Linked DNA regions of Mus musculus: region 1 is linked to region 2. The links are chromatin contacts, found by Hi-C or POLR2A ChIA-PET in ENCODE. All regions are on one chromosome and are shown on one strand. Each heading gives the region's core, a stretch centred on a gene start or an enhancer-like site at or near the end of the contact. The rest is flanking DNA. Distances are from core to core; before and after follow the strand shown. Region 1 holds the start of Gadd45b (growth arrest and DNA-damage-inducible 45 beta). Region 2 holds the start of Atp5d (ATP synthase, H+ transporting, mitochondrial F1 complex, delta subunit).

Region 1 (4,488 bases), core at 1,160-3,659, 790 kb before region 2:
TGAGAGGTGGCAGGTCAGTAGGGTGGGGACGGAGATTGCAGTCCTCTTCCCGACGTTCTCAGACCCGGGCTCCAGCACGGTGGGTAACAGTGGGGGATGGGCCGCCAGGTTTCGTAATAAACCCGCGTCTTAATTGCTATGAAGCTGGAGTTGGGTGGTGGCGCCTACAGCAGACGGCAGCAGCGTCTAGAGCTGCTGAGCTCAGAGCTCCTAACAAGGGTTGGTGGCCCATGGCGCGACACAGGGTAGGCAGAAGGGGCCGGTGGGAGCGGGGGTAAAATACAACGAGAACACGAAGGCTTAACGAGTTTATTGGAATGTCTCTGTAGTAGAAATTTTTAAAAATATGCAAGCGATCTGTCTTGCTCAGCACAATATTAAAAATAGATGTGCTGTAGCTGCGAAGTCCCGGGCTCGAGTCCCGGGTCCCGCGGCGAGGGTCGTCGCCCTCCGCTGACTTATGCACAGTTCACTGTCCCGCAGGGTGGGGGACGCCTCACCCCACCCCTGCGGCGGTGTCCAGACCGTCTGCGGCTGCGAGCAGAGGCTGGCTGCAGGACTGCCAGGCCTTGGCTCTAAAGTCTCAGTCTCCTCTTGCCTGAGGTGCCCTCCTTCCGACCTCGGCGACCACCTGTGGTGCTGCTCCTGGCTCCACAGCCCAGAGGGCGGGCGGGCGCACGTGCCCCTCTCCTCATCTCAGTCTCGGTGACTCCGCCCCTCCCAGAAGGTATCACGGGTAGGGTAGCCTTTGAGGGATTGTTCTGGGGGATGAGGGGGCTGTCAAATATGTATTTTATTTACTTTTTTTAGGGGACAGCAACTCGACAGTTGCTTTAGATGTTTGGAGTGGGTCTCAGCGTTCCTCTAGAGAGATATAGGGGACCCATTGGTTATTGCCTCTGCTCTCTTCACAGTAACTGGCCACCTCCACCAAGCCTTGGCTTTTCCAGGAATCTGTATGACAGTTCTGTTGGAGGGAGAAAAAGAAGGGTTTAGTGGGAGTTCTAGGAGTTAGGTAGGGAGCCTCTGTTCAGCGCCAGGGGCCCTACTGGGGAAAAACAGGCTGGCTCAAAATAGCTGCCAGGGTGACTAGGCAGCCCACGGGACATGCCAAGCATGGCTGGGCACTGAGCTGGTGCTGGACCAGCCAGCCCAGCTATGTTGACAAACACGGGACCCAGGTGACCAGGACGGGTGGGTGGGGCGGGGAGAGAGAGAGACAGAGACGTGGGGGGGGGGAGGGCTCACCGTGACCAGGAGGCAGTGCAGGTCTCGGGCTTCGGTTGTGCCCAATGTCTCCGCCGGCTCCCCCAGGAGCTGCGCCAGCCTCTGCATGCCTGATACCCGGACGATGTCAATGTCATTGTCGCAGCAGAACGACTGGATCAGGGTGAAGTGAATCTGCAGAGCGATATCATCCTCCTCTTCTTCGTCTATGGCCAGGAGGCACAAGACCACGCTGTCGGGGTCCCTGCAGGAGAGAAGGAGTGTCAGGGGGTCGTCAGACCAGGAGCGGGTGTCACCGTGCACGGGGTGGGATAGGGGGATATGAGCTCCAGGAACCGCAGGCGGGAAGGGTGGACAAGACCCATCGTGCATCAGGAGTGTATATAAGAACAGCCCCCCAGCCGCAGTACTGCACGGGTGCTGGGGTGGCCGACTATGCAAATACTGATGGCGGTGGGGGAGGAAGCACATAGTCCAAAGTTACTGGGGTTGCCTTGTCAAAACAAAAAACACAAAACCTCAAACTTGCGAAGTCAGGGTTCTGCAGCGACTCTCTTTCCTCCTCCCCAAAAAAAATTCTCTGAGAAATGTCGCCCTCCACTCCCCAAAACCGAGAGCGCTGGGAAAGTCCCCCAAAGCCCCGAGCCCTATAGGGATGTTGGAGCGCGCGTGCATCAGAGGGGCGCCCCCACCCACGCCCGAGAAAGGGGGGTGCTGACTCACACATTCATCAGTTTGGCCGCCTCGTACACCCCCACGGTGAGGCGATCCTGACGCTGCGCGGCCACCAGCAGCTGCTCCACCGCGGCAGTCACCGCCTGCATCCTAAAAGGCCAAATGGGGAGATTAGCCGATGACAGCCCCGCAGACCTCAGGCGGCGGGCGAGAAGACCTCAGCCTCTGTTGTACTCACTTCTGAACCGCGTTGTCGCTCGCCACCAGCTCTTCCAGGGTCATGATGCAGTCACACTCCACAGCGGACCCCCACGGAAGATCCCCAAGAGCAAAGTACAAGTCCAGATACGAACCCAAGAGGCAAAAAAACCTTCCCGTGCGACCAGAAGTGTCGGAGGCCTTCCGGAGGCGGTGGGACTTCCCTTCCCAAGAAAAAAGTAGGGGTAAAAAGAAGATTGCAAAATCCCCCTCGAAATTAATCCAAGAAGACAGAGATGAACGCAGACCCAGGGTTGCTGCGGAGTGAGCGCGCGGGCGCTGCGAGCGGTTTATATGACTTCCCGGGTGGAGGCGTGGCCACTGGAGGCATGCGCTTTCCACCCATTGGTAGATGCACAAAGGGCCGAGTATCCCGCGCTGAGATTGGCTGGAGATGGAAAGGGCGGAGCTCGGAGCTCCGGCGGCCCCACGTGGGGGTCAGGGCTGGGAGGAGCGTGAACGCCAGCAGCGGCGACAGCTAGAAAAGCCAGAGAGCTCTAGAGAGAGAGCTCTAGAGAGAAAAAAAAAAAAAAAAAAAAAAAAAAAAAAACCACAGAAGTTTCTCTCCTGATTTCCCGGCAGCCGCGCTACGCAGGCCGCGCGCGGGGTTTCCAGCGCGAGAGGCTGGCCTGAACTTTCGGGGAGGGCTGTCTGGAATCCCCTCGCTGTCCCCGGAGAGTCCCTAGCCTTTCCCAAGCTCTGAAAGAAGGGATGTGCATGCGCCAGGAGGCTTACTAAGTGTTCTGCCGGCCTTGTAGAGTTGGAGAGTGTTTAAATAACGTCTAGGGTATACAGTAAACGTTTGGTAAGTTTGAGGACGGTGGGATCCTCTCCCCAAAGTGAGAACTACCAAGGCACCCTAGCATCGCCAGCACGAAGGTGCTTTGAGAACGCTCAGCCCTCTAAGGCCAGGGTCGCGGGAGGAGAGGCACACAGGAAGCTTCCTAGTGGTCGTGGTAGGTGGCTTGGCGGTGCCCCAGGGGTCCTGGCTGCAGAGCACTAAGGGATCGCAGGGGGAGAGATCCGGAACCCTTTCTCCCTCCTCCCGGCACCCCGAGAATTTCACGTGTGCACGGGAGGCGCAGGTGAAGAGCCCTCCAGACGCTCTGCGGAGTGACCCTGCCCCCTGCCGGCTGCCTCACCGTCTATCCTCAGATCGATTCGCCACACTTAACCCCTGAGGGGGAAGCCAAGTGGCAAAACCCGAAGGGTACTGACCCGGGGAGAGGTGACTGAAAGGCAGCCGCTCTTATGTCCCTGGCATTTTTGTAGTGCGTAGCATGAAGCACAAGCCCCTTCTTCCACGCGTGTCATTTATCTTTCCAAGATTTGTCAGGCAAAGGAATTGATATCTGCATTATGCAAAATGGAAACTGAGGCTTCCAAGGGCGTTCCAAGCCACAGCTTGAGGGCTGGTAGTCGACAGCAAGGACACGAGCGAGGCAGATAGACCCGCGTGGGATTCTCCCACGGTGCACGGGGGCTCCCGGTGAATCACCCTGAGTCGCCTCCTCCGCCAGCCTGGGTCCTGGCCTCGGCCGCGCGGCTCGGTTCCCCGGATCCCCGGATCCCCCGATCCCGGGTCTGGTGACGCATCCTGCTTCCTCCGCGCCACCCACCCAGCATGCGAAATGTCCCTGGCGTGAGAGGCGCGGCGGCGACACCTGGTGGCCTCATGAGGTCTCTGCTCACGCAGCTTCCGGAAAGGGAGGGGGAGAGAACACTTGGAATGATTTTTTTTTTTTTTTTTTTTTTGAGACAGATTTCTCTGTATAGCCCTGACTGTCCTGGAACTCACTCTGTAGACCAGGCTGGCCTCGAACTCAAGAGATCCGCCTGCCTCTGCCTCCCTAGTGCTTGCTGGGATTAAAGGCGTGGGCCACCACTGCCCAGCGATTTTTTTTTTATTAATTTTTTTTTCGATGCTGGTGATGAATCCAGGACTTCGTGATGCCTAGCAAGCTCATCACCAATATCTACATACCGCTATAGCCCAACCTGGAATAATCTATACATACAGTATTTTAAATATCAAACATGAAGGGCAAGACATCCTCCACAGGATGGAGGGTTCGAGCTGACTCCTGCGAATTGTCTTCTGATCTCCGTACCTACTCCAAAGTGTACTGTGTCCTCACACACAAATAAGTAAACTTTACTAGATGTGTATTTTAATAGTCTAAATTGGCTGCTGGACTGTAGCAATGGTTCAATGGCAGAGCACGTACTGAGCATGTGTGAGGCGCTGTTTTCCACCCCTGTACCACACGAACCCTATGGTGGTACACATTTGTCATCCCAGCCCTAGGAAGGAAGAGACCGGAAGAT
Region 2 (4,736 bases), core at 1,238-3,737:
GATCAGAAATTCAAAGTCAGCATGGCTAAGGAAACACTGCTTTAAAATCAGAAAGCAAACCGAAAAGGAAACTGAAGGGCCCCAGAGCCAGTGCAGAGAGAGTACCCACTGTGCAGAGAGAAGGAGCAGAGTTTGCGGGAAGCCAATCCTAATGGTGAGGAGTAGGGCAGGAGAGTGTCTGTGGCTCACTGGCCAGCCTGCCTCGCTAAGAATGTGGCAAACTCAGGTTCTGCCCATCTCAAAGGAACAAAGACAGAAAGAGCTTATGAAGGAGGGTGCCACCAATGTCCTTCCGTCACATGTGTGCACACATCCTTCCCACCTTCACCGCCACGCCTGCTCTGGTACTTGCCCAAACATAACCATACAGAACAACAGTGTGTGGGGGCCTGACTCGTGGACGGAGCCCGGAGCCCTCGGCTGGAATCCCCCAGCGATGACCATGGGCTGTATCCCCTGCCTAGAAAGCTCCAGGCCCTGGGTTCCATCGTGGGTATTGTTAAATAATGAGATATGAGAGAAGACAAGACACACCCCTTCATCTGGAGAAGGGGCAAGATGGAAGTCCAACCCGGAAACGTGGGTCCTTCAGACCGGCTCCCTCCTACACCAAGGCTATCTTACCCTAAAGGCTTAGCTCCTCAACCGTCATTTCTCCATGTCTTCCTGCCCAGCTATGGCGAGGTCAGCTGCTGGCTTTACTCTGTGCCCCAGATGACCACATCTTTGTCATGGCAGGCTGGGCAAGCTTCTTCCCTTTGCTTTCTCCCTGCCCTTCTCAAACCTGAACGTCTATGCATCCTGGGCCACACTCACCAAAGTACTTAGTCGTGGTGCCGTCTTCTGTGTGAACCACTACCAGCCCAGGCCGTAGGACCTGTAGTGTGGGGACATGGGATGCCAAGATGCCAAAGGCTCCAGTCAGCGTAGGCACGTCCACTTGCTTGACGTTGGCACTGTCAAAGAACACCTGCAGAGAGTGTACACCATGGGGTAGGCATTATCCCATGCCTGCTGTACAGTGGGCACAGAGAGGATGGAATTCTGATGGGACACAGACACTACCAAGAGCTGACATTAGACTCAGCTTGCTCACCTGTGAAATGTCTATGTCTAAAAGAGTGTCTAGAAGAGGTGACTGAAACAGAGGGCAATGCAGTGTAGTGCAGCGTGCTGATCCAGCCCCTGGTATGGGGTTTCTGAGAAACCCAAAGGCTGTCTCACAACCACTCAGGAAGTTGCTATGAGGTAGTCAAAAGTGTAAAACCAACCCAGGCTTACAAATAGCATGGCTGTAAGTTGGTAAAACCTTGGCTAAGGTCTATCCAATTAAGGATATTAGGTCCAGGGCTGGAGAGATGGCTCAGTGGGTAAGAGCACTTCCGAAGGTCCTGAGTTCAAATCTCAGCAACCACATGGTGGCTCACAACCACCCATAATGAGAACTGATGCCCTCTTCTGGTTTGTCTGAAAACAAACAGTTTACTTACATACAATAAATAAGTAAATCTTTAAAGAAAAAAAAAAAAAAGGATATTTGGTCCAGGCAAACCCAACAGGATGAGGAGCTTCGGTCAATCCCAGGTGACCCCAACAGTGGCCAGGCTTCTGTTCTGAGTCCAAATCTCCTTCAGGATCTGGGTCCAGGCAATTTCCAAGAGCTCCAGGTCTGGGTACTGGTGACCCCTATCTGGGCAACAGCTTGGGGACTTGGGGAATCCCCCACGGGTAGAAACTGTGAGCCATGTAAAACCCAAAGGCATTGCTCTGTGCTCCATTGTTCATCCTAGCTCCAAGTGACACCACCTAAGCCTTGAGTAGAGCCTGGGGTTCATATCAATCTCGGGTACAACACCCAAGGACAGGGCCTGAGTGACCACCACCAAGGTGTAGAGCCTAGAACACCCCAAAACAGAAGGGTTTGTGAAGGCAAAATCTGGGTTCCAGATATAGGTGATCCACCTCCCAGAGGGTGGAGTCTTATGTCCAGGTGACGCCCTTAGGGGTGGAGCATGAAGTTTCAGTGAACACTGAGGTCGAGCCCTGGGTCCAGGTGACCCCATCCAGGGGTGAGGTCTGGGGTGGGGGGAGGTTCACAGGGCCCCATGGGGATGAAACAAATGACCTAATACAAGAGAACCTCTTCCACGGGTCAGATCAGGGGCTTGACGAGTCTGGGGGATGTGAGTTCGTACCTGCGTCGGGGAGGCAAAGGTGAAGGACATCTGTCCGGGCCCGGCGGCGGGGGCAGGTGCAGCGGCGGCCTCGGCGTATGTACGCGCCTGAAGCATCAGGCGGCGCAGGCCCGGGTGACGAAGCAGTGAGGCGGGCAACATGGTGGCGGAAAAGTCAGTGGACTCTAGCTTCGCGGGCGGCCGACACACTGGGCAAGCGAGGCGGCCTTCAGGGAGGGAGAAGGACGACGCGCGGTGCCTTCTGGGAGGCGCAGTTCCCACAAGAACGCACGCGCACAGGATTCTCCGAAGGCTGCGCGATGCAGTACGCGCTGAGCATTCTGGGAGGTATACTTTCCCTTGGCCCCACCCCTTGCAGTGATGCCTAGAAGTGGGATCCTCCTATGCCGGGTGGGTCATTCTGGGAATTGTAGTTTTCTTCGCCTTCTAACAGCAAACGACTCTGGGTTCTTGGGATGCGGTTCTTTCTGCAAACGAACATATTCCCTCAGGAGGGGAATGTTTGCGCGGAAATGATATGGGCTTGATATCAGGTGCCAAGCATTCGAGGCCCAGAAGAAGCAAACCTGTAACGTGTTGGAACAGAAGAATTAAAATGTAGAGTGCGGTGACACACTCTTGCAATCCCCGCACTCGGAACAACCTATTTCCAAAAGTGCATCAAATATAGATGGGCAGTGGTGGCGCGTGCCTTTATTCCCAGCACTTGGGAGGCAGAGGCAGGCGGCTTTCTGAGTTTGAGACCAGCCTGGTCTACAGAGTGAGTTCCAGGACAGCCAACAGCCAGGATTATACAGAAAAATCCTATCTCGAAACACACACACACACACACACACACACACACACACACACACATATATATATATGCATATGCCAGGCGCAGTTAATCCCAACTCCCCGGAGGAAGACTCAAGCGGGGCTCCATGAGTTTGAGACCAACCAGGACTACATCATGAGAAGCTGCTAAATAAATAATTAAATTTCATGATGCCCGCTGCGGTGCGTGCTGGGGAGAGGTCGTGCCAGGAAAGAAGTGCACCGGATGGCGGCAGAGGGCGCGCGAAACCTGGAGATGTACTCGCTCTTCTCCGCAGTCCCCTCCCTGCGGGCCTCCGCCCCTGCGTGCCACTGACGCAGGAGCCCGTGCGCAGGCGGCCAAGGGGCCCCACTGACGCCAGTCTTGTCCGCGCAGCCTCGCTCTCGGTCATGACGTCATCACCCTGCCCCCGCACTCACGCAGGTTCCGGCCTCCGCTCAGCTCTTGGTCCCCATGCCCCACCACGTAGGTTCACAGAAAATGCAGGCATAGGCTTGATGGGGCAAACAGAAGGAAAGCCATTAGCTTTGTTGGATCTTAGAGGAGCAGCTGGCAGCTAGAGGGTCGTGGTCACCCTTGAACCAGAGCCTGGCAGATGCAAGACTACAAGCTAGACTACAAACTTATTCTACTAACTAGAGACTCTGGCACGCAGACCTGCTCAAAAGCCAGCAGTCCTGGCCTTAATCAATCTCTATGAGAGACACCTAGTTCCCAGTCTCTATAATCTGGACAGTTTCCCTGGGCAGTGGGCAGCTAGAAACCCCATTCCCTTCCCTACTCCAGCTCTTAAACAGATACACACGCGCGCGCGCACACACACACACACACACACACACACACACACACACACACACACACCCATACCCGTCCCAGGATCCCATATCTACTCAAATGCTCCATGAAGTAAGAACTCAACGCTAGAAAGATCATGCTTGTCCGGTGGTGAGTGTCCTCTTCCTACCCCCATGGCCACTGTGCCTTACCAGACAAGTCTTCTAAAAACTAAACCTAGGGTGCTGGAGAGATAGTTCAGAGATCAGCAACGAGCACTGTTCTTCCAAGAGACGTGTGCTTCATTCTCAGTGCCCATGGGGGACAGCTAACAGTTGCCTGTAGCTTCAGAAGATCTGACATCCTCCTCTGACCTTCAAAGGCATGTAAATTCACGACCCCCCCCCCCAGAATATTTAGTATTTGGAAAATCCATGTGTTCTGACACACTCATGAGCTTGAGACCAACCTGGTTGGGTTCGGAAGTCTATCCTGGTAGTGCAGGCCAGCCTCGGGTCTGTGGATTAATCCCCTTCACTGAAATGAAAAGGAGGATGGTGTCCTGGAAGTCAGTGTAAGCGACCCACCTTCATGATGACACTTATTTGACTGTGTGGCCAAGCAGGGAATAAGCAGGTATGGTCTGGGAGCATAGGCTCTTTTTTTTTTTTTTTGGTTTTTCGAGACAGGGTTTCTCTGTGTAGCCCTGGCTGTCCTGGAACTCACTCTGTAGACCAGGCTGGCCTCGAACTCAGAGATCCACCTGCATCTGCTTCCGCAGTGCTAGGATTAAAGGCGTGCCCCACCACGCCTGGTGCATAGGCTCTTATAATGAGACTGACCCTGGGTTCGAACCCAGGCACCACCGGGAAGAGAACTGTCTGCAAGTGGAAGGAGTTATAAGGTATGGATCATTCCATAACAGACCTCTATGGATGCAAGTTTAAATG

The links. A loop is a pair of places that touch in the nucleus more often than their neighbours do. ChIA-PET counts read pairs that join two places held with the same protein, here RNA polymerase II (POLR2A).
Region 1: a map of T-helper 2 cell shows a loop between it and region 2 (3-fold over the local background). The contact joins the promoter of Gadd45b here to the promoter of Atp5d in region 2. A Hi-C loop is called at or near these places in 1 of 37 maps with a recorded cell type or tissue (T-helper 2 cell). POLR2A ChIA-PET finds 5 or more read pairs at or near these places in 1 of 5 experiments (Patski).

Annotation. Positions count from the first base shown.
Region 1 is chr10:80,928,012-80,932,499 of GRCm38, reverse strand. It overlaps Gadd45b (growth arrest and DNA-damage-inducible 45 beta), which reads right to left and starts at 2,409. Exons shown (of 4, transcript NM_008655.1): 1 at 2,141-2,409; 2 at 1,951-2,052; 3 at 1,249-1,471; 4 at 296-967. The coding sequence starts at 2,184. The coding sequence ends at 854.
Region 2 is chr10:80,140,066-80,144,801 of GRCm38, reverse strand. It overlaps Atp5d (ATP synthase, H+ transporting, mitochondrial F1 complex, delta subunit), which reads right to left and starts at 2,487. Exons shown (of 4, transcript NM_025313.2): 1 at 2,196-2,487; 2 at 817-970. The coding sequence starts at 2,336. It also overlaps a transcript of Cbarp not described here.